Linked DNA regions of Homo sapiens: all the other regions are linked to region 1. A link is a loop called in an ENCODE intact Hi-C map of the cell type or tissue named here. Cell type or tissue: GM12878. All regions are shown on one strand.

Evidence for each region. A loop is a pair of places that touch in the nucleus more often than their neighbours do. Peaks named below come from ENCODE experiments on the same cell type or tissue, not always from the same donor. Only the 100,000 strongest peaks of a DNase experiment are listed, where the experiment ranks them.
Region 2: it touches region 1 in a loop (14-fold over the local background); 24 of 110 quality-filtered maps call a loop at or near these places.
Region 3: a loop joins it to region 1, with 7 times the contacts of the local background. A loop is called at or near these places in 9 of 110 quality-filtered maps.

Annotation. Positions count from the first base shown.
Region 1 is chr22:35,146,534-35,154,533 of GRCh38, reverse strand. All of the region lies in intron 4 of LINC01399 (long intergenic non-protein coding RNA 1399), which reads left to right. Among named protein-coding and RNA genes, the nearest start is that of LINC01399, 81 kb to the left of the region's middle. RefSeq lists an enhancer at 5,791-5,840. In GM12878, a CTCF peak has its summit at 3,829 (motif pointing right); no DNase peak of the experiment used is centred here; H3K27ac peaks cover 2,101 bases.
Region 2 is chr22:34,411,984-34,419,983 of GRCh38, reverse strand. No RefSeq gene overlaps it. Among named protein-coding and RNA genes, the nearest start is that of LL22NC03-13G6.2, 210 kb to the right of the region's middle. RefSeq lists a silencer at 4,902-5,051. In GM12878, a CTCF peak has its summit at 4,994; a DNase peak (open chromatin) is centred at 4,963.
Region 3 is chr22:35,039,376-35,047,375 of GRCh38, reverse strand. No RefSeq gene overlaps it. Among named protein-coding and RNA genes, the nearest start is that of ISX, 23 kb to the left of the region's middle. RefSeq lists an enhancer at 3,986-4,215. In GM12878, a CTCF peak has its summit at 3,938 (motif pointing left); no DNase peak of the experiment used is centred here.

The DNA of each region.
Region 1 (8,000 bases):
CTTGCTACTGGGCAGTGCAGGTCTAGACATCACACTGTCTCCCAAAGCTTTTTTTATTTTTTAGCTGTCTCTCAGATCAGGGACTGATATTCTTCCAGTCTCTGGCTCTGCCACTCACTGGCTGCATTTCTTGGGACAGGTCACTCAATCTCTCTGAGCCCTTGAGACGGGGATGATAGTGTCTGTCTCTCCGGTTTATTATAAGCATCAAAATCAAATGTCATATAAAGCAAAAGCACCTTCTAAGCTGCAGAGTACTGTAAAAAATGAGGGGCGACTGGGGATTTGGCCATTACGAGGAGATAAAGGGTAATTTTTTGCAGCAGGGTAGATAGCTGTTGACACCAACATCGTCTCAGCTGCAGAGGTCTCCTCTCTGTTTTCCCAGCTCCAGCTTCTGTCCCACTCTCGACACTGTAGCCAGAGTAATTTTTTTTTTTTTTTTTTGAGGTGGAGTCTCATTCTGTTGCCAGGCTGGAGTGCAGTGGTGGGATCTTGGCTCACTGCAACCTCTGCCTCCCGGGTTCAAGCGATTCTCCTGCCTCAGCCTCCTGAGTAGCTGGGACTACAGGCACGTGTCACCATGCCCAGCTAATTTTTGTATTTTTAGTAGAGACGGGGTTTCACCATGTTGGCCAGGATGGTCTCGATCTCTTGACCTCGTGATTTGCCCGCTTCGGCCTCCCAAAGTGCTGAGATCACAGGTGTAAGCCACCGCGCCCGGCCCAGAGTGATATTTTAAAGTAAAAAATCAGTGTATGACTCCACCCACCCCTTAAAACTCTCCAGCAGTTTCCCTTTTCCCTTAAAATTAAACCCAATTCCTTATCTGAGCTGCAAGGCTCTTCTGCTGCCTGCTCCTATGCAGGGGGTCCTGCTTACCCCTCACTCATCCCACCCCCTCTTACTCTCTGTCCCTCATTCCCACCTTAGGATCATTGCATTTGCTGCCCCTGAGCTTGCTTTAGGAGCGCTGGCTCTTTCTTTTCATTCAGACCTCCATTTACCTGTCACCTCCCAAATGAGCCTGTCTTGGGCCATGTGGTCTGAAGTGGCCATCTAGCCAGCCCCTCTCGACACAACACCTTATTGAAATCCTCTGCATAGCACTTCTCATTGTCCAATATTCCACTTGTTTATTAGTCTAGTCTCCACGACTAGAGTGTAATCAGCATTTGAGGGGGGATTTTGTCTGCCTTGCCCACCTTGTCTCCCTAAGGCCTAGAACGAGCAATGCCTGGCACATAGCAGTAGGCACTCCATGAATTTCTGTTGAGTGAATGAATGGCTGAATGAACACATCTACCACCCTGACTGCTGGGAATACTCCAAACCCAGTGGAACACCTAGACCCTTTGCACAGATAGGATACCTGTAGCCACTGTGCTACATGTGCTGCCATCTTGGCCCTTTGCCTTCTGCCTTGAGAGATTGGAGGAATTAGGAGGGGAACACGTGCTTTGTTATGTGAAAACATGCATTTCCTCCGAAGTCCCTTAATTCCTGAGAGTTGGGAGAATAATTAAATCCCATTTAATGATTCAGTGTTATCTCACACTTTGGGTTCTGTTGTAATTATTAAGTAGGATCAAAAATAAAACGTCCAAATATCATAATTAACTTTCAGATCAGAACAGATGTCAGCTTGGGGAGTACTCACACCTCTGGGGCAAGTCTCTTTTTCTTCTTCCTGCAGCTGCCTGCCTGTCCCTCACCTGTGTCTCCCCTCCCTTCATCAACTAGACGTGCATCCTAATGTGGTAGGAGTTATTAAGAAATTATTTTAGGCAGATAGGAAAAGGGGTCCTTGGAAAGTTTTCCTCTCTTAAAGCAGCTCCAGAAACATTTCTTGTCTAGCAGGAAAGCCCCAGCTCTTAGAGCCCACCGGCAACCTTTGATATGCAAATGCAGGCCATTAGAAAGTGGGTCCACCCAACATGGCGATTCCCACTGTTGTCCTCTTGCCCTTGCCCCTACATGTGCCTGGCAACATGGCCGCCCCCATATATCCCCATGTGTGTAGAACATCATGGCGTTCTGCATTTGCATATTAAAAGGGCAGGGTGGGAGGGCCAGTTTTTTCGTGGGCTACATGAATGACACGCCTGGTCAAACCACTCCCCTGAGGCCTATGCAAATCAGACACCATCTTCTCCAGCCTCTTCATATACCCGGCTGATTTCTGCTGCACTTGGGGTCTCCTTTCTCGGCTTTGGAGCCCCCCCATCTCTGTACAGGGGAGCTGCTTCCTTCTGGCTCCTCCTTTCTTTCTTGCCTATCAAACTCTCTGCTCCTTGAAACCACTCCATGTGTAGGCCGGGCGTGGTGGCTCACACCTGTAATCCCAGCACTTTGGGAGGCTGAGGCAGGCGGATCACGAGGTCAGGAGATCGAGACCACCCTGGTTAACATGGTGAAACTCCGTCTCTACTGAAAATAGAAAAAGATTAGCCAGGCGTGGTGGTGGGCGCACCTATAGTCCCAGCTACTCGGGAGGCTGAGGCGGGAGAATGGCATGAACCCAGGAGGCGGAGCTTGCAGCGAGCTGAGATCATGCCACTGCACTCCAGCCTGGGCAACACAGCGAGACTCCATCTCAGAAAAGAAAAAAAAAAGAAAAACCACTCCGTGTGTGTCCATGTCATTTTATCTAATTTGACTCGAGACGAAGAGCCCTGGTGTTCCTCCACTCATCAGAGCCGTGTCACTAATCCTATTTCTCTGCTCATGTGGTCAACATATATTCACTGAGCATTGCTTAGTGATAGACTTTTATGGAGAACAAGAGGGAGAGAGAGAACTCCTCCTCATCCTTCAAAGCTTAGCACAAACTTCACCTCTATTTACTGGCTTCCTGGGTTCTTTTTTTCCCCACTCTGTGGGAGTTGGGTTCTGCCTTATTCCGTATGGGGTTTGCACCCAGTGCTCAGTGGAAGACAGGCTGGACACGTGCATGTCAGTCCCCCCAACCCCACCCATGCCGACTGCACCTTGAGGATCATGCCTGCCTTGTGTCATCATAACCCAGTGCCTACAGCAGAGCCTGGTACTTACTAGGTGCTCAGTAAATATTTACTGGTGAATAAAAGTTCTTATTCATTTCTCTGTCTCTAAGAATGAGTCCATCGTTGGGCTCAGTAAATATCTGGAGAATAAATGAGCAAAGGAGGTATCTTCAGATATGGAGAGAAAGAGGGAGTGAGGCAGGGGAGAGGGAGGGGAGAAGCGGGCCAGGAGGCCAGGAAGGGAAAGGACTAGGGGTCGATGAATCAGCTGGGGCGGCCAAAACAGAGTACCGCACACTAGGCGGCTTAAAGAATAGAAATTCACTTCTCACAGTTCTGGAAGATCATCAGGGCAGCTTTCTTCTGAGACCTCTCTTGGCTGTAGAAGGCTGTCTTCTCCCCGGGTCCCCATGTGGTCTCCCTCCTGTGCGTGTCTGTGTTCTAATCTCCTCTTCTAATAAGGATACCAGGCACGTTGGTTAGTGCGCACTGTCATTACCTCACTCTACCTTAACTACCCCTTTGAAGGCGCTATCTTCAAATACAGTCGCATTCCGAGGTACTGGGATTTAGGGCTTCAACATACGAACTTTCACGGGGACAAAATTTAGCTGCAACTGGGCCCAAGGCCCCTTCTGTTACTATGATGGGGGCGGAAACTGAACCAAAAGACTCTAAGAGAGGAAGGGATAGTGACTTTTAGGCTGCATGGCTGGGGACAGTGATGGTGGCGTCTTCCTCCTCCTTTGGTTTCTCCGCTGCTTCCTCCCACATCTTTGACACTGGACAGTCACGCTGAGCTCGTTTCTGGTCTTGCCACCAGGGGGAGCCAGAGCTCATATTTCTGGCCCCACTGCAGGAAGCCAGACCTGCTGGGGCAAGCCAGGGGCTTCCCACCCGGTCACTGGCACAAATCCAGGACCCCAGTTCAGAGGCAGCAGAGTGGTACAAGCAGCCCTGTCCTGAATGTCTAGAGTCCTGGGTTGGAGGGGACTCCGTGGGTGCAGCGGGTGTCCTGAGGCTTGTCACTTGTCAGCATTTATAAGAGAGTGAAAGATACAGGACTGGGGAAAGGGAAAAGATGAGCCGCGATGCAATTAATGATGTAATAAACAGAAGCTCAGTTCTACCAAGGGAAGAGACTTTGCTTATGGGAAGCCACGACAGCTGGTCAATACATGCCACTGTTCCTTCTCGCCTGTTACGTAAGTTACCACCTTCCCACCATCGAATCAGAGGGCAGGGGACAGATGACATAACCTCCTGCAGTCCCTTCCAGCCCTAGTCCTTGGTGCTGTGAAATTGTGCAGTGTGGAGTTTCTAGTTGCTATAGAGTTGGGACAGACTTTAACTGTCGAAACTTGGGAGAAAGTTGTCCCACATTGTGTTCCTAAATAGACCAGTCACTGGATACAGATATCCCCTTGGGGAAGGGGGCAGGCATGACCTAAGACAAAGCCACTCCCTTCAACCCAGTGCAATTCCAGGAAAGGGGTCATGAGCCATCCCCAATCCTGGCAGCTGGGGGAAAGAAGAGAGAACCCCAATCCTAAAGGAGAGAGCTGGGTAGCACACAAGAGTGTCCACTACATACATTCACCACCTTTGATAGAAAAAGATGATTTGAAGGACTTGGCAAGAAGCCACAGTAAGGAGAATATTATGGCTGTTTTGATCATAGGATGAATATCTATAAGATTTAATAAGATACCAGAGTTGGGATGAGCCTTAGAGTTCATATAGTCCAGAGAGGTCTAGTGGCATGTATATGGCCACCGTCCCAGTCTTGGCCATAGCAGACATCCCCAGTGGAGCACAGCCATTCTCTGAAGAGTCCCGTGTAGCCTCCAAACCCTTCTCAGCATGACCTTCAGGCAGCCAGTCAAACAACACTGACCTGCAGAAGAAAACTTACTCCCTCATTTTCCAGAGGAGGCCCTGCTTAGAGGAGTTGCTTATTCCCCAGCACACAGTCAGTTCTGGAATGAGACCGAACTGGGATGGGACCCCCGGTGTTCTTTGTGACAGTGCCTGTCTCACTGGATACGTGAGTAAGCAGCAGAGACTCAGCTCCATCCTCTTTTTGAACATCTGCCTCACCACACAAGGCCATAGCAGTAGGCCTACTGGATCTGCTGAAGTCCTCGCATGCCCTGCTCTGACGGCCCTGCACAAGGAGCGGGTGGTTTGTACCTGTGCCAATTTCTATCATCCTTTCAGTGGGTTAGCAAGAGCTTAGAGTAATCTGTGGCCGAGGCGCCAGGAGGCCCTTCATTAAGCATTATGAGATAATCCTGATTGTATCAAGGAATCTTTCCCTAACTTGGGAGAAAAGAAATTGACATGCACAAAAAAGGCAGGGGAAACATCCAAAGCTGTCATCGTCTGTCATGCTGCTATTTTTATTCCTCTATGACAGCTGGAGATTATGGCCAGATGTGGTAGCTTGGCAGCCCCCTTGCAGAATGCCAGCTGGAAGGGGGTTAGGGAGCAGGGGGCAGAGCCCCTCTGTTCCACAAATGGGGGGGTGCCCAGAGCTGACAAGTGACAAGCCCCAGGACACCCACTGCACCCACCGAGTCCCCTCCAACCCAGGACTCTAGACATTCAGGACAGGGCTGCTTGTACCACTCTGCTGCTTCTGAACTGGGGTCCTGGGTTTGTGCCAGCGACTGGGTGGGAAGCCCCTGGCTTGCCCCAGCAGGTCTGGCTTCCTGCAGTGGGGCCAGTGCTATCAGCTCTGCCTGCATTCACATCTCCATCTCAGGGTCAGTTTCTAGTGAGCCCAATCCAAGAAGCAAGCTGATTCCTGCATGTCAATGACCTGGGTCACCTGGGTTTCCAGGCTTCCTGTTCACAGACCTTTGAGAGAAGCTGATCAACTGCCTGCACAGCCAGCCAAGGGAAGAGACCTTGCTTAGGAGAAGCCACGACAGCTGGTCAGCAGATGCTGCAGCTCCTTTTCAGCAAAGTTACCTAAGTTAAAACCTTCCCACCATCTAATCAGAGGGCAGGAGACAGATAAAGTATCCTCCTGCAGTCCCTTCCAATCCCAGTCCTTGGCGCTGTGCAATTGTTCAGTGTGGGCTTGTGTGCTGCAGTGTAGACTGGAGACCCAGGTTCTGATTGCTGCTCTGTTACTAACTTGTATGACCAGCGGCAAGTCACTCCGTCTGTCTGAGAAAACGGAAAACTGAAGGGACCAGTTGGATATTTGGCTTGAAAACTCACCTGCAGCCCCTCCACAATTGCTTCCCCGCAGTTCCCCATCACTTGTTCTTACTTAATCTTACTTCACTGCCCAATATGTAGAGGAGATTGCGGGGGAGCTGCTCTGCTCCATGAGGGATGGCTGGCCTGGAGTCTGACCTACTTGTCCTACGTAATCCTGCCTGAAGATGCCCCCAAAAGCCCTCTGAGGAGCAGGGTTTAAAGATTATTGACCAGGCTGGGTGCGGTGGCTCACGCCTGTAATCCTAGCATTTTGGGAGGCCAAGGCGGGTGGATCATCTGAGATCAGGAGTTCGAGACCAGCCTGGCCAACATGGTAAAACCTGACTCTACTAAAAATACAAAAATAACCCAGGCAATTCTCCAGGCTCAGGCAGGAGAATCGCTTGAACCCATGGGGCACGGTGGGGAGGCTGCAGTGAGCCGAGTTTGTGCCACTTCACTCCAGCCTGGGTGAAAGAGCGAAACTCTGTCTCAAAAACAAACAAACAAACAAAAGATTATTGACCAGAGGGTCTTCAAGTCCCTCCAGTATATACTCCTGTATTAGCTTCCTATGCCACTCAAAACTTGGTGGATTAAAACAACAGAAATTTATTTTCTCATAGCTTTGGAGGCCAGAGTCTGAAATCAAGGTGCCGGCAGGGTTGTGCTCCCTCCGGAGGCTCTGGGGAGACAGCATTCTGTGCCTCTCTCCTAGTTTCTGGTGGCTGCTGGCGACTTTGATGCTTCTGGGCTAAGTGGCCGCAACATTTCAATCTCTGCCTCCATCTTCATATTGTCTTCTCTTCTGTGTGTCTGTCTGAAATCTTTAGATTTGGGGCCCACCAGGATAATCCAGGATAATCTCCTCTTCTCAAGATCCTCTACTTAATAACATTTGCACAACCCCTATTTTCAAATAAGGTGCATCTACAAGTTCCAGGGATTTGGTATCTTCTGGGGGCCATTTTCCAGCCTGCCACACCTAATAGGGGTGGAGTGAGTCATTCCTGGGAGGCCAAGCTGCTGGCGGGAGACATAGCCTATTGTTAGGGCTTCCTAGGCCAATCCAGCATGAGAGCTGGGGGCAGTCTGGGTGGAGGTCAGCTGTGTGGTCAGAGTGGGTCTTGTCTTCCTTCCCTGCCTTCATCCCTCTCCCTGCTTCTCCTGCACCCTCTGAAGAAGAGCTATGTTGTGCATCCCTCAATTTTCCTAAAATGGGATTCCAAAGACAAAATGGTCCAGAGACAGTTCTGGTTGGGGGGGCCCAGTCTGGGTCACCATTCGCCTGCCAGTCACGGTCACTTGCAAGTTTGTCCCCAAAGCTCAGCTCCCTTTTTGACACGCGTTATGAATTCAGCTCATTTCTGGATCATGGCCCTTCTGGGGAATAATAGAACATAAAGAAACCTCTTTCTAAAGTTTCAACACTTTTCATAAATCAATAGTCTAGTCAAAAGTCAATGTTCTTTTTTGGCATTAACTTTTATATCAGTCAGAGTTTGGTTAGAAAAACAGGAACCTCTCTGCGTTCCAGGCATGAAGGTTATAGGGGCTTATGGGACTGCGGGAAACGGGGGCTGACAGAATGGCTGGAAGATCCGGGGTGTCAGAGGTTAGAGGAGCTGCTGCCAAAATCCAGGGACATTGACACGGCCAGGAACCTGGGCCTGAAGTATTGAAGCTGGTGGTTCTCACAAGCCTGCAGGAAGTTGCTGCAACGCTTGAGGATCTCTAGAAGCTCCTTCCAAGTGCTTTGGTTGGAAGCAGCAAAACCAGCAG
Region 2 (8,000 bases), 730 kb after region 1:
TAAAAGGGCAACATGAGAGATACTTGTGGTATTGGAGCTGTTTGTTATCTTGACAAATGTGGTTGTCAGTACACAAGTTGTCACACGATAAAATGGCATAGCAGTTAATAAACGCATAAAGATGGGCAAAAGTAAAACAGGAAAAATCTGAATATGATCAGTGTATTGTATTGATGTCAATTTCCTGGTTGCAACATTATACTATAGTTTTGAAAAATATTACCACTAAGAAAAATGGCACACTGTGCAAGGAGTCTCTCTGTATTATCTTTTACAACTGCATGTGAATCTATAATTATCTCAATCAGTTTCAACTTTTTTCAAAAAAATTAAAAATAAAATGCATGGCAGGCCATATTTGGCCTGTGCACCATGGTTTTCAGCTCCAATCTGGAACATCATTTCTCAACCATGGAAGCACAGTAAAATTACCTAGGCCAGGTGTGATGGCTCACGCCTGTAATCCCAGCACTTTGGGAGGCTGAGGCAGGTGGATCACCTGAGGTCAGGAGTTCGAGAGCAGCCTGGCCAATATGGTGAAAGCCCATCTTTACCAAAAATACCAAAATTAGCCAGGTGTGGTGGTGCATGCCTGTAATCCAAGCTACTTGAGAGGTTAAGGCAGGAGAATCGCTTAAACCAGGGAAACGGAGGTAACAGTAAACCAAGATCATGCCACTGCACTCCAGCCTGGACAAAAGAGCAAGACTCTCTCTCAAAAAAAAATAAATCACCTGGGGAGATTTTACAGACAGAAATGTCAGGCATGGCGGCTCACGTCTGCAATCCCAGCACTTTGGGAGGCCGATGTGTGCAGATCACGAGGTCAGGAGATCGAGACCATCCAGACCAACATAATGAAACCCTGTCTGTACTAAAAATACAAAAAAAAAATAGCTGGGTGTGGTGGTGTGCACCTGTAGTCCCAGCTACTCAGGAGGCTGAGGCAGGAGAATCGTTTGAACCCAGGAGGCAGAGGTTGCAGTGAGCACAGATCACGCCACTGCACTCCAGCCTGGAGAAAGAGCGAGACTCTGTCTAAAAAAAAGAGAAAAGAGGAAAGGAAAAAGGAAAGGAAAAGGAAAAGGAAAGGTCTGGGGTCTACCCCAGACACTTTGCTTTTAATTCATTCAGGCTGAAACCTAGGCATGTATATTTGTTCAGAGTTCCCCAGGGAATTCTAATCACGTTGGAGAGCCATCGATCCTTTGAATATAAAATGCCACTTTTGTTTTCTCTTTTATCCTTATTTCACATTTAATGAGATACCAAAACCTAGAAATCTGCCCATATAAAAAATTTTAACTTTTCCCTCCTATCAAGACTACCAGTGCCTCAACTCAGGCCTTCATCACCCATCACATGAACTGATATAACAAACTCTGAACTGCTTGGTTTGTGTCCAGTGCTTCCCCTTGAAATGACCTCTAGTGGTATTTTCAAACTGCATAAATGATCGTGGCACTCTTTTGCATAAAATCCTTTGTAAGTTCCACTTTGCCTGAAAGAGCCCATCTCTGCTCTTTCATTGGGCCTATTTAATCTAGCCCCTACCTACCCACTTCCTCCTCCTCTCCATCCTATTCAACTTCCCTCCCACTCATACTGCACTTCGCATACTCTTTGGACACTCCTAGCCTTTTCACAGCTTCATACCTCTATACATGCAAGGCCTAAAATCAACTTTTAAAAAACTTCTTCACTGGGAAAAATTCCTACTTTTCTGTCAAGACAATCCTTTAATGAAGGCTTCTCCAGGAAGAGCAGCTCCTCACTTCTCTAGACTTCTCACCATCTCACTTCACTCACACCATCTTTCATCAAGTCCATCCTGTACACTAGGTTGTATGTTTCTAAAGGCCAGTGGCCAGGCCTTATTCAGCTCTATATTCTGGGTGTTTAGTACAGGATTTGGAATATAGTCGCATTTTTAAAGGGCTGAAATAATTGAAATAAGGAAGTAGAGTCAAGATTAGAACCCTGAAACTCATACTCATCCTTGTGTCTTTTTTCTTTTCTTGAGATGGAGTCTCACTGTTGTCACCTGGGCTGGAGTGCAATGGCACCATCTTGGCTTACTGCAACCTCTACCTCCTGAGTTCCAGCAATTCTCCTGCCTCAGCCTCCTGAGTAGCTGAGGTTACAAGCGCCCATCACCATGCTTGGATAATTTTTGTATTTTTAGTAGAGATAGAGTTTCACCATGTTAGCCAGGCTGGTCATGAACTCCTGACCTCAGGTGATCCACCCGCCTTGGCCTCCCAAAGTGCTGGAATTACAGGTGTGAGTCACCATGCCTGGCCTCATCCTTGTGTCTTAACTATCATTAACTTCAGGAAGTCTTTTCTGAGGCTCACAAAGGAGGTGTGCTACCGTCTAAATATTTGTGTTCCCTCAAAATTCAGAGGTGGAAACTTAACGCCCAAGATGATGGTGTTAGGAGGTGACACCTATGAGGAGGTGATTGTCTCATGGCAGCAGAGCCCCTGTGGATTGGATTAGTGCCATTATAATACAGGACCCAGAGAGCTCCCTCACTCCTTCCACCATGTGGGGACTCAGTGAGAAGATGTGGTCTATGAACCAAGAAATGGGCCCTCAATAGACAAAAAATCAATGGGCATCTTGATCTTGGACTTCCCAACCTCCAGAGCCATGAGAAATAAGTTTGTGTTTCTTATTAGCTACCCAGTATGTGCATTTGCCATAACAGCTTGAGTGGATTAACCTGTAGCACTATGTGTTTTCTACTGTAGCACTATCACATTTTCTGCTATAATCACTGAATTAAATGTCTGTTTCCTAACAGCTATAAACTCCATGGGATATGGAGTTCATTCATGAGATACAGATATGTTCATTGCAGCATTTTTCACAATAGCCAAGATATGAAAATAATCTCAGTGTCTGTCTGGATCATTGCTGCTTATTGCTTCAGACCTAGTGCCCAGTACACAGTAAATGCTCAATAAATGGTGGTTTCATGAATAAATGCATGATTTCTCTTTAGTGATCTTTTAGCACATAAATTTTTCCTCTTTGCTTCTTACCCTGGAACTACAGCTTCCCTTTCCCAACACCATTTCTTAGCAGCAGGAAATACTATTTCCAAGACAAATTGTTGAACCATCTGTCCTCTCCTTACTTGAGGAATGTCTTTGCTGCCTAAGTGGTGGGGAGGTGACAATTCATGACCAATCTGCTTTGTTAGGATTTGGATGTGACATCACTCTGTCTGCTGAGCCCACAATAGTCACAATCTCAATGGTCCTTAGGACCTGATTACACTAATTACACAACATCCTTTTGTAGAGGAAATGAGGATTTGAACTAAATGTGAGGGATCCCAACAGGGCGGGTGGCTTTAAAAGTGTGATGTTATCACGTGTGCTATGCAAATTGCATTTGGGTTGAAATACGAGTTCTCTTCGCCTGACTCAAAAGCGCTGGGTGAAAACATCAGAGTTACTGTAAAATATGGTGACATGCCAGAGCTCACACATTATGCTGAGAGGCCTCTGATACATGATACAGCAAAGGCACTTCCCCTTTATTCTTTTATTCAGCGTTTGAGGGAGTTGCCAATCTAATAATAAATTCTTCTTCCCAGGAAGAAGACACCAAAAGAGGACAAAACAGCATTTTTGATTAAAAAAAAAAAGTGTGTGTGTTAAGAGAGGAAATCGTTTTGCATTTTTTCAGCTCCTTCTACAGAAGGCAGTAGCACTGGAAAAACACACACTCATTTATTGTCACAGCAGCAGAACAGCAGGGACTCCTCATTGTCTGTTTTTCTAAGGATGGAAAATGGAGCCACAGGAGAGTTCTTGAGTACAGCAAGACAGAGCAGGGACAAGATTGTAGAAATAGGATGTCCCTCCTGGAACCAGTAAGATTTTGGGAGGACAGCATCATTTGAAAGGACAAAAGAATGGCCAGTCTGACTGCCAAGACATATTCTGTTTTGTATAGAATGAGATGACTCACTTGTGATAATTTGAAAAACCTAAATAAATGGTTTCTAAACTTTTTAAAATTACTTAGCCAGTAAGTTTAAAAAAAAATTTAGGGAATGAATCCCCAACACATTTATTCCTGTTCTTTCCTCTCCATTTGTGAGGAAAAGATAAACTCCCTGAGGACAAATACTTTGCCTTATTCAATACTGCAGCTGAAGTGCCTAGAACGGTGCTTGGGGCATAGTGAGTGCCCAATAAATACCTTTTGAATGAAATAATAAACACATAAATAAATGCATGTATATTTATGTATGAATTGTATCCACATACTCAAACTAATGTATATTCATGTAGCAAAATACTATGCAAATTTTAATGCATATCAGAAGATGGAAACATTTAAATAAAGAGATACAAATAAATATGAACAGTAGTTCTTGTGATTTGTTTCCCCCGTACTTGCCCCAAAATATTACCATCTACTTCACTTTGGACTGGATGTAAAATTATTTTTAAACTTCAGTGTGAATATGAATTGCCAGGGAAGCCTTTTTAAAATGCATATTTTTATCTAGCCCTTCCCTCTCTCATTCCTCAACCTTTGCCTTCAGATTCTGATTTAATAGGTCTGGTAAAGCAAAGCTTGGAAATTGTATTTTTAACAAGCTCCAAGAAAATTGTGATGCAAGTAGACTTGGAATTACACTTCACACAAAACCTATTGTAAGAAAAAGTGTTGACTACCTGGGGCCTAAATCACTACATGTGCAAGCCCCTGCAGTGAGTTTGCTTTACCTTCCAGGATGATGCAGTTTTTTGGAGCTTGGCTTTTCAAATAGAAACACACACACACATACACACACCTTCTCCACAGTGTTTTGTACCCTAAGCGTCAAAACAAAAATCTAAGCTCACCTACAGCAATGTCTTGAGCGGTTTGGGTACCAGAGACATCTCAAAACCATGGACAGCTCCCAGGAACTTACCAGCCACCCACTTACCATAGCCTCCTAGGCATCATTCCCTGTTGTCTGCTGCCCCCTATCTGGGGTGTGCAAAGCAGCACATGTGCCTGTAAAATGGTGGAGTCAAGGCTCTGCTCCCTAAGACCCCAAGAGAACCTACACTGTACCTGAAGGACATCATAGTGGCCTCTCAATCTCCATCTACCTTGTGTCTTCTCGAGTGCTTCCTTCTCCAGAATGCTGTTGGCACTGAGCAGCAGTTCACACCAGCATAATTCATGGCCACACACAAAAATCATAATATGAAGGGAGTACCCAAAATATTACTATCTACTTCATTGGCAGATGAGAAGTAGACAGTGGGTGAGAGAACAGCACCCCAAGTGGGGGAACTGGTTGATCAAGGACATGGTGGCAAAACAATCCTACAAGCATGTAGTAAGCTCCTGTCATATGCCAGGCACTGTAAACAAGGCAATCGGATTAGGTATTTTTTTTCTTTCTTTAAACTTTCCATTTTTAAAAAATTTTAGACTTACAGAAGAGTTACAAAAATAGTAAAAAGTGTTTACATTCTTAATGTTAACAACTTAACCATAATTCAATTATCAAAATCAGGAAATTAACATATAAATAATTCAAGTCTGACCAGCTTTCCCCCAATGTCCTTTTTCTGTTCCAGAGTATAATCTAGAATTCTACATTGCACTTATTTGCTATGTTTTAGTCTTTTTCAGTCTATGACAATATCTTATTCTTTCATTGTATTTTATGAATTTGATGTTTATAATTTTTTATATTTCACATACTTTATCAGCAATTCATAACACTGATTACATACAATGAATTGATGTAACATGGTATTTTCTTTCTGTATTTCTAGATACAATATTCCCACAGTAATGGCAATAAGTACATACAAATGGATAATGTACTTTTTAATTTTTATATTGATAAGAAATATATATTATAATCCAATTAAAAATGGGCAAAGGACCTGAACAGAAATTCCTCCAAAGAAGACATACAAATAGTCAACAGGAATATGAAATGGAGTGCAACATCACTAATCATCAGGGAAATGCATATTAAAGCCACTAGGAGAGATCATCTTACTCACATTAGGATAGCTATTATCCAGGAGATAAGAGATAATAAATGTTGGGAAAGATGTGGAGAAAAGGGAACTCATGTACACTGTTAGTAGGAATGTAGATGTGGGTAACCATTACAGAAAACAACGTGGAGGCTCCTAAAGAAATTGAAAATAGAATTGCCATTTGACCCAGTGATCCCACTTCTGGTTATACACCCAAAGGAGATGAAATCACCACCTCATAAAAATATCATGCTCCCATGTTCACTGCAGCATTTTTCACAGTAGCCAAGATATGAAAATAATCTCAGTGTCTGCTGACAAATGGATAAAGAAATTGTGTGGTGTAGGTATGTATGCGTATACATATATATATATATATATATACACACAGACACACACACATATACATATATACACATATACATAATATACATACATACATACATATACATGTATGATTCCACTGTATGTATGCATATGTGTGTATATACACATATGGATTATATGTATATGTGTTTGTATGTATACATATACACAATGGAATATTATTCAGCCTTTAAAAAGAATATCCTGCCTTTTGCCACAACATGGATGAACCCAGACAACATCATACTAAGTAAAATAACCAGACACAGAAAAAAAATATTGCATGATTTCATTTGTATGCAGAATCTACACATTTTTTAAAGGTCAAATATACAGAGATAGAGAATAAAAGCAGTGGTTACCAGCGGCAGAGGATCAGGAAAGAAAATGAAGAGCTATAGGTCAAAGGATTTAAAGTAGCAGATTTGTAGAATAAACAAATCTAGATATATAAGATACAATATGAACACTATAGAACACTATAGTTAATAAAAGTGTATTGTATTAGAGATCTTTGTTAAGTAGATATTAGCTGCTCATTACAAAAATTATCTATGTGCAATAATAGATACATTAACTTGGTTCACTGTAGTAAGCATTTTACTATCTATACTTATAACATCATGTTGTAAACCTCAAATATACACAATAAAGGGATGAGAAATAACTTAATGTTTACAAAGTGCATTATTCAGGTGATAGTTACACTGAAAGCCTAGACTTCATCACTATACAATATATCCATGTAACAAAACTGTACTTATACCTCTTAAATTTGCACAAATAAAAAAATTATTTAAAAATACTGTATATATTTATGATGTACAACATGATGTTTGGAAATATGTATACATTTTGGACTGGCTAAATCAACTAACCTGCCCATTAGCTCACATACTTATTTTTTTGTCATGAGAACTCTTAAAATAAACTCCTTTAGCAATTTAACATGACTTCAATATGTTTAACGTGTAACGCTCAGTTATTTTGTAGAGTATCTCTCAATTTGGGTTTGTCTGACACTTCCTCATGATTCCTTTTTGAGGTTTGAGGTTATAAATTTTTGGCAAAAATATGACAAAAGTGATATACTCTTCCTGGTTCATCACATCAGGGTAATTTGATATCAAAATGACTTATTGGTGATATGAGCCTTGAGCATTTGGTTAAGGTGATGTCTGCTGAGTTTTGTTAAAGTTAATAGTTTTCATTTGAAATTGATAAATATCCTGGGAGAGATAGTTTGAAAATAATAATAATATATTGTTTCTTCTCAAACTTTTACCTACTAGTTTTTATATCTGTCAGTAGCTTATGCCTGTAATAATTATTGCTATGGTATTTGCCTAAAGGAGATTTTGTATTTTTCTCATTTCTTCATTATTAATTGAATTCTTCTGTAAGATAGAGCTATTCCATCTCCCCCTTATATTTATTTATCCAGTTATTTGTTTATGACACTATGGATTTAGGGACATTTACTTTATTCTATGAGTAATAATACAATACTATCCTCATTTATTTTGTTGCTTAAATTGTTCTAGCTTTGGCCATTGGGAAGTCCTTACAGTAAGCACCCATGTCATTTCAACATGCTCCATCCTTTTCTGA
Region 3 (8,000 bases), 110 kb after region 1:
CCTGGCTGGGTCAGCTTCCCTCTTCTGTACAACCCCACTTCTCTGTATCCCTCAGCTCTCGGAACGTTCTACTACTATAGTTTCCATAAGCTGGCATGCTGTTTACTTGTGGAATTCCCCTGCACCGTGAGACCCTTGAAAGCACACGGCTTACTCATCTTTGCCACTCTATACCTAACACAGTAGCTCGCACATAGCAGGTGCTCAGTGAGCGTCCGCTGAATAAAAACACACGTGTTAGCACATGTGTTTGCGTTATTTTTGGTTGCATGTCACAGAATACAGAAATAAGTGTCTTAAAAATAGGAATTTAGTTTTTGTCATGTAAATGGAGTCCCAGTATTGTCAGGCCAGGGCTGGAGTGGCAGGTCCACTGTTATCAAGGTCTGCCACCTCAGCGTCAGCTTCCAGCCACATGGTTGCCTCATAGTCCAAAATAGCTGCTGGAGCTCCAGACATCAGGTTTGCATTCCAGGTAGAAAGGAAAAAGGATAAATCCCTCAGCTGGGTTAGCCTCTGCCAAGAGCCCTTCTGGCGGGAACTCCATTCGATAATTTTCTCTTTCATCTCATTGGTCCCCACTCCTTGCTTAGGTGAAAGCAGGGCTCAAAAATGTGTTTTTTCACATGTGAACATTGCTGCTTTAAATAAATTGGGGTACTGTGGATTAAAAGCAGACACATGAATATTGGATCCACAGCCAGCAGCCTGCACTACTGCTCATAGTTGGGAGTTACAATGAGTAAGTCCCCCAGAAACCTGGAGAAAGGAGGTTTGGTAATCCTTTCAGTGACAAAGTAATAATAAACACATAATACACTGAAGCAGAGGTGGCTAAAGGCAACTTAGTGAGCCACAAAGTCTGTAACCTCTCAAGAATGTGTCAATATGAAAGGAATTGTCAGCTGGGACATGGAGATCCTGGGGCACAGAGAAAACCTACAAACGGGCAAATGTAGCAGTGCTTCTTCCCTACCCCTGGGGTCAGGGACTACAGCCAAGGGGAGAACTTTAGCAAGTAGACGTTAGTTATTTTGATTCCACTGGGGATGTGCGTGTAACCAATTGCATATGAATTCTAGCCTGCTTCACCATTTTGGAGTACAAACAGCTGTAAAACGAAACAGCTCAAACCCTCAGCTCACTAATGTGAGCATGCTGGGACTCAAACAAAAATATAGAACACAGCAGGCAATAGTGTTATGAAGGAGTAAAAAAGCAGAGTAAGGAGATGAGAATGGGAGGGGAAGGTGCCAGATGGGGAATGGCAGTGTCAGGGAAGCAGCCCAGAAAGAACTCAAAGATAGAAACCAAGATGCTGAATCCTTTTCCCAGCTCTGCTGTTGACTTGCTCGTGTGTGGGTAGACAATGGGGTCTCAGTTTCCACCTCGGTGGAATGGGGCAATGGAGCTGGTGACCAGAAGAGTGCAGTGATTGATAATAACATGGACAGTCAAATGGGTGTTTCCTGCGTTTGAATTCCAGCTCAACAGTTACTGGCAATAACTGAGCAAGAAACAAATCTCTCTGAATCTTGGTTGCCTTGTCTGTAAAATGCGGATGAGAGCAGTTACCACGCAGGTGTGTTTTGAGGTAGCTTAAATGAGGCCATGCAAATAAAGTGCCTGCACGAAGTTGGTGCACAATTAATAGCAGTTTCTTCCTCTGCAAACTCTGACTTCAACCAGGAAGAGCTGTCCTTTCTGGACAATCTGCTTCCAGCTGTCAACGCCGCTGACTGCGGACTCTCTTTTGCAACCTGTCTCCCTGGTGACAGTTACTATGATTATCTCAAAAGTTCAGCACTACCACCCTTTTCACGGAAGGCCCGATGTGCTGCTGTCTGGAGTCCTTTAAACCCACGATTTATTAGGTTGTTGTCCCTGATGATTTCTCAAATGAACCCATAGATTAGAAATGTTAATAAAGCATCCCTGGGGTCTTCAACTGATAACTTGTGTTATGGGGTCCATTTATGAACCAATGATGGTCAATTGACACTTCCACTGCATCCCCATCCATCAGGATGCAAATGGCCCTTGGACTCGTGCTCTGGGGGTTGAAAGGCAATGGCAGCTGGATTATGTGGCTCCAATGATGTGGGTCTTCCTTTCCTCTGCACCTGCAGGCTCCCTCTATTGTCAGATCTATGACTAAAATATACTTGACATTCCTCTACTCCCCATCTGCATTCCAGAGCTTTCGCTTGGTGGATGATGCATGCATGGATTTATTCATTCACTTACTCATTCCTTCCTTCTTGCCCACTTTCCTTCCCTCCTTTGTAAGGTTTACTGAGGTACCTCTTACCTTTTTGGACAAGTCTATAATTGTATAAATGATAAACATGAAGGTCGTGATGATTTTTAAATATCATATCTGTTTTTCAATATTAATACATGCCAGAAACTCCCTTTTCCAGAGGAGGAAACTGGGGCACACAAGCAATAATATAACTTTTTCTTTTTTTTTTTTTTTTTTTTTGCAGTTGCAAGATTTAATAGAGTGAAAACAGAGCTCCCATACAATAATATAACTTTTTCAAGATCAGAGAGGTTAAGTGACTTGCCCAAAGGCACACAGCAAATAAGTAGGGAAGCCAGGGAACTTTGCGCAAATTATTTTAACACTGTGTGCTTCAGCCTCTTCTTCTGTAAAATGGGTCTACTGATTGAACCTGTGTCACAGGGCTGCTGTGAGAATTGAACATAAAGGGCATAGAACAGTGCCGGGTCTGCAGAAAGCCCTCAGGATGCAGTAGCAGCTGCTATCAGCACTATACCTAAAGTTGACCATTTAAGTTAAAATCTCCCAAAAACCTCATGAGGAAAAGGAGGTCCAGAGAGGTGAGTAACTTGCCCAAGGCCACACAGTTAAGAAACAGAGAAGGTGGAATTTGAACCCAGGTCTGTCCTGCTCTAGAGCCTATACACTTAAAAACCGCTTTATCTTCCAGTGCTCATTGAAAAACCAAAGCTAAAAGTGACTATTAGAAACTGCCTTGGGGTTTTCAGTGGAAGGTTAAGTTCCTTCACTTGGGGCATCAGGGAAGACTTCCTGGAGGAAGGGGCACTTGCACAGTCTCTGAGATGAGGGGATGGAGAATGTGCTGTGGAGATGGGGATGTCAACCTAGGGGAAAGCCTCACCTGGAGAAGAGCTGCCATGAATTTGCTGGGGTTGGAGGGAGGCTGAATATTCTTGCCATGGACTCTGGACTCTGGGCCTGGCCACTGGGAGGGCCAAACCTGGCCCATCCTCTTGTGCCTGCTCTCAACTGACCTACGTCCAGCTTTTCATGACCTAATAGAGGTGGGGATAAAACAGTGTTTCCCTCTCAGCTGTCAAGAGCTTGAGATGAGATGAGGCCACTGAACTTCACAGGTGTGCAGTGAATGGCGACTTGGTGACTTGCATGATAGACCTCATCATGGTTGCAAACAGAACCCTGCAATTGGAGCAGCTCTTTGTTTGATGAAGGGAAAGAGGAACAGGGAAGGCGAGCACAGGCAGGAGCTCTGAGGGACATGGGCTGAGGAGCTGAGTGGGCGGGTCTATCATTGCCACGAAGGGGTGGTCAGCTAGTGCGGGGTCACCAGCAGAGGGACAGACCAGAGAATAGGTAGCATGACAGAGCTTCTCTAGGAGGTTTTCTCTATAGAGGGCAGTGCAACCCATCTCTCACTCTGGAAAGGTCTGCTGGTGCTGCTAGAACTTTCTGGAAATTGCAGTATTTACACAGTGGATTTTTTTAGTAGAAAAGGCCTGGAGAGCCCATTAACCCAGATGGGGAACTGCAGCCCATGAGGAGAGGCCATTTCCCCAAGCCCACAAGGTCAGTTTGTGGAAAAGCCAAGACCTGTGGCAACTGGGTCTCTTGATTACTGATTTTGCAGCATAGAATATTCCAGAGCTGGGGGACCCCTTGTGGAGGCTGATGGCAGCGTCAACCAGTGGCTAAGGCTCCAGGCTGCCAAGGTCAGACCATCTCAGCTTCACCTCTTCATTCTGCTGCTTGCTGTGAGCTTTGTCTGGTTACTTCTTGGGACTCAGTTTCCCTCATGTCTTCAGTGCGACTAACAATGCCTATGTCACAGGCCTGCTGTGAGCATTAAATGAGATCATATGAGGCCAGCACAGTGGATGCTGTGGCCGTTTCCATGCGCCCTTGCCTTGGGTTGGGGCAACTGATCGGGCTCCAGGCCTCAGCCCAGATTGACCTAAACCAGGAACCTATGAATGATCCCTGCCTCCTTTTCCTCACATCCCACACCCACTCCATCAGCAAATCCTGCTGGTTAGAACTTTAGGTATATCCTGAATCCCCCCACTTCCCACACCACCTTGGCGGCCCCTGGAGTGAGCCAGGTGCATTCCTCCTGGACAACCACACTTAGGCTCTCTGCCTTCTTCTTTCTCTTCAGTCTGTGCTCCATCCAGCTGCCATATCTGTCTCCATATCTGTCCATTCCTGGTCAAAAGCCTTCCCTGACCCCACATAAAGTCAGATGGCCCATGAGACTCTGTAAAATCTGATCCTCATGGGCTGTCTTCCAGTTACACAGACCTGCTGGCTCTTCCTCAGAACACATCAGACGCACTTTCATCTTTACACTTGCTGTTCCCTCTGCCAGGAATGCTTTTCCCTACATAGTCTCATGGCTCATTCTTCCATTCCTTCCAGTCTGCCCAGACACCATCTTCTCAACCAGGCCCACCTTGCTCGCTCCTGCTCTGGCATTCCTGATCCTCCTTTTCTTTTTTTCTTTTTTTTTTTTTTTGAGATGGAGTCTCATTTTGTTGTCCAGGCTGGAGTGCAGTGGCGTGATCTCAGCTCACTGCACACTCTGCTTCCCGGGTTCAAGCGATTCTCCTGCCTCAGCCTCCCGAGTAGCTGGGATTACAGGTGTGTGCCACCACGCCCAGCTAATTTGTGTATTTTTAGTAGAGACAGGGTTTTACTATGTTGGCCAGGCTGATCTTGAACTCCTGACCTCAGGTGATCCTCCTGCCTCGGCCTCCCAGAGTGCTGGGATTACAGGAGTGAGCCACGGCGCTCGGCCTCCTTTTCATTTTTTATAACACTTGTCTCCTTCCAATATGCTATTTAATTTACTTACTGAGTATGTCCATGGTCTAGAGCTTATCCCCCCACCATCCCTTCCATCAAGCTGAATTAGAGGCCATGAGAGTCAGGATTTTTTATCTCTTTGTTCACAGCTGTATTCCAAGCATCTAGCACAGTATTTGGCACAACAGATATTTATTGATCAAAAGAAAGAAAGAAAGGCTCTTGCTTCAGTTTTTCCTGGCCTGGGTCACCTCTCTGGCCACACAAGTATGAATGTATTTCTTTCATAAGCTTCCAGTTACCCACTGGAATATCAGTTCCGTCTGTCTAATGCCAACCTTATGAGTCCCTCATCCTGTTAGCTGATACCAACCTGTCACTGAAATATACAGCTAAATATAATGAAAGTGAGTTAATTGTATATTATGTTTAACACTATTTTATTAGAATTAAAATTGTGCACTAATTTTTAGAGTGAACACAGAATGAATCACATGTTCCTCTTTTTGGTAGAATTTTTCTGACAAGATGGTGTAATGGTATGTTAGGACAACCTTCACTTCTTATTATATTTTCATAGCACAACTATAAAGAGGGTCATTTTTTTTTTTTTGCAAAAATGCTTGAGGGTTTCGTAAGTTTTCCTAAGGGCTTTTTGTAGTACTTTGATATTGAAATCATTCTCTTTTGAGGTACTTATTCATTATCCTCATTGATTTTTCTCTTTATTAATTATTAACAGGCCTAACCCTTCTACATAGCTACTAATAACTAGCATTTTTTGAGAGCTCACCATGTGCCAGGCTCTTCATATGTGTTCATGGATTTATTTTTACTACAACTCAACGTGGTAGGTCATATTGTGGTACACATGTTTTGTTTGTTTGTTTGTTTTGTTTGTTTGTTTTTTTGTTTTTGTTTTTGAGGCAGAGTCTCACTCTCTCACCCAGGTTGGAGTGCAATGGTGTGATCTCGGCTCACTGCAACCTCTGTCTCCCAGGTTCAAGCAATCCTCCTGCCTCAGCCTCCCGAGAAGCTGGGATTACAGGCATGTACCACCATGCCCGGCTAATTTTTGTATTTTTAGTAGAGACAGGTTTTCGCCATGTTGGCCAGGTGGTCATGAACACCTGACCTCGGGTGATCACCTGTCTCGGCCTCCCAAAGTGCTGGGATTACAGGCGTGAGCCACCGCGCCTGGCCTGTGGTGCACATGTTCTAAGGAAATTGAGGCATAGAGAAGTTAAATACCTTGTTCACAGATGTGCAACTAGGAAGTGGGGAGCAGGGACTTGGATCCACACCGTCTGCTGCTTAACCACTCATTTGTCAGAGACTTCGTGTGTGTCCCAAGCCATACGCTAATAGCACTTTCACTGATCTCATGTGAGATTTGCATTTAGAAATAAGGTTAATCTGCATTTCTTGTGTAAACTATTATGGGATGTTAAGGTCCCACAGTCTGTAAGACCGACTGATGATTGACCCAAGGGTGTGATGAGCCGTGATAGAGATGCGTAAGTGTTAAATAGGGTGGGACATTTGAGCAAGCTGGCCACTTCATTATTAAGTTTGGCCATGGAAAGAATTGATGTTTGGCCGTGGAAGGAATTTACTAGGGATACCTAGAACATGAGAACTGCTCTAGGGACCCCTAGTAAATTCACAACTGTATGTTTAGAGTGAAAGCCCAGGCCTCACCCCAGGCTGTATCCTGGATTCATTCTTCGCCATCATGAAAAGCCAATCACCACAGTTTGATGGGGCAGGGCCAGGGCTGGGGACAAAGGGTGAAGGTGGAGGCGTCAAATTAACATTTGTCAAATACAAACTCTGTGCTAGGCCTTCTGGGAGATTTAATTAGTCTTTACTACAAGCCAAGGAGAAAGGTATTATCATGCCCATTTTACAGATGAAGAAACTGAGGCATGGGGGGGTGAAGTCACTTGGTCTAGGCACTCAGATCTAGGTTCAAATTTGGGTTGGTGGGTCTCCAAAACCTAGGCATTTTGCACCGTCCTGCACTGCTTCCTTAAGAATGCAGAAAGATTAACCGAGGGGGGACCGTGGAGACGGATGGTACCGTTTGGTTGGGAGGCGGCCAGAGTGGTGGTAAAGGCAGGAAGTGAGATCGATCTGGCCACAGTCTACCAGCATCTGTTCCCATTGGCTGCTGCCTGGGTTCTCCAATTCCTTACAGTTGGAAACAGACTTGTTGTTTTCTAGGAATGAAAAGGAAGGATGGCTATCTGATGATTTCATCACTGCTACTTAGGAAAACCCCAGGATACTCCCCAATTTAGGAGCTGCGGCAAAGTCGCTTCTTTGCCATCTCAGAAATGTCAGGTTGACCAGATGGAGAGGAGCCAGAGTGAGGCAGAGAACACAGCGAGTTTTCCAGCAGAGCCCCGCAGAACGTAGAGGGAGTGTGTCTCTTGATTCATGTACCAATTACACACAGTGTATTACATTACAAGGCTAACAGGAAATAAACCAGAGCAGCATCTGTCTGCGCCAGGGCCCACACACGCCTCTGGATTGCTCAGTCCTGGCTGGCCACCTCCTGGCCTGGCCCCTGGAAGCTGAGGAAGTGGATTATATTTTTGGCTCATCCAGGAATCGTTTTCAGGGGGGCCATGCGCATTGAACAGCCAGTCTGTGTCGGTCAGGAGACCCCTTTTCTGTCCCTATGGCTTTCCTAGATGGTTTGGGGTTTAGGTCCATGTGTAGGGTCTTGGCTAAAGAAATAGAAGATGGGCCAGGTGCAGTGATTCACACCTGTAATCCCAGCACTTTGGGAGGCTAAGGCAGGCAGATCACTTGAGGTCAGGAGTTTGAGACCAGCCTGACCAACATGGTGAAACCTTGTCTTTACTAAAGATACAAAAATTAGCTGGGAATGGTGACATACACCTGTAATCCCAGCTAC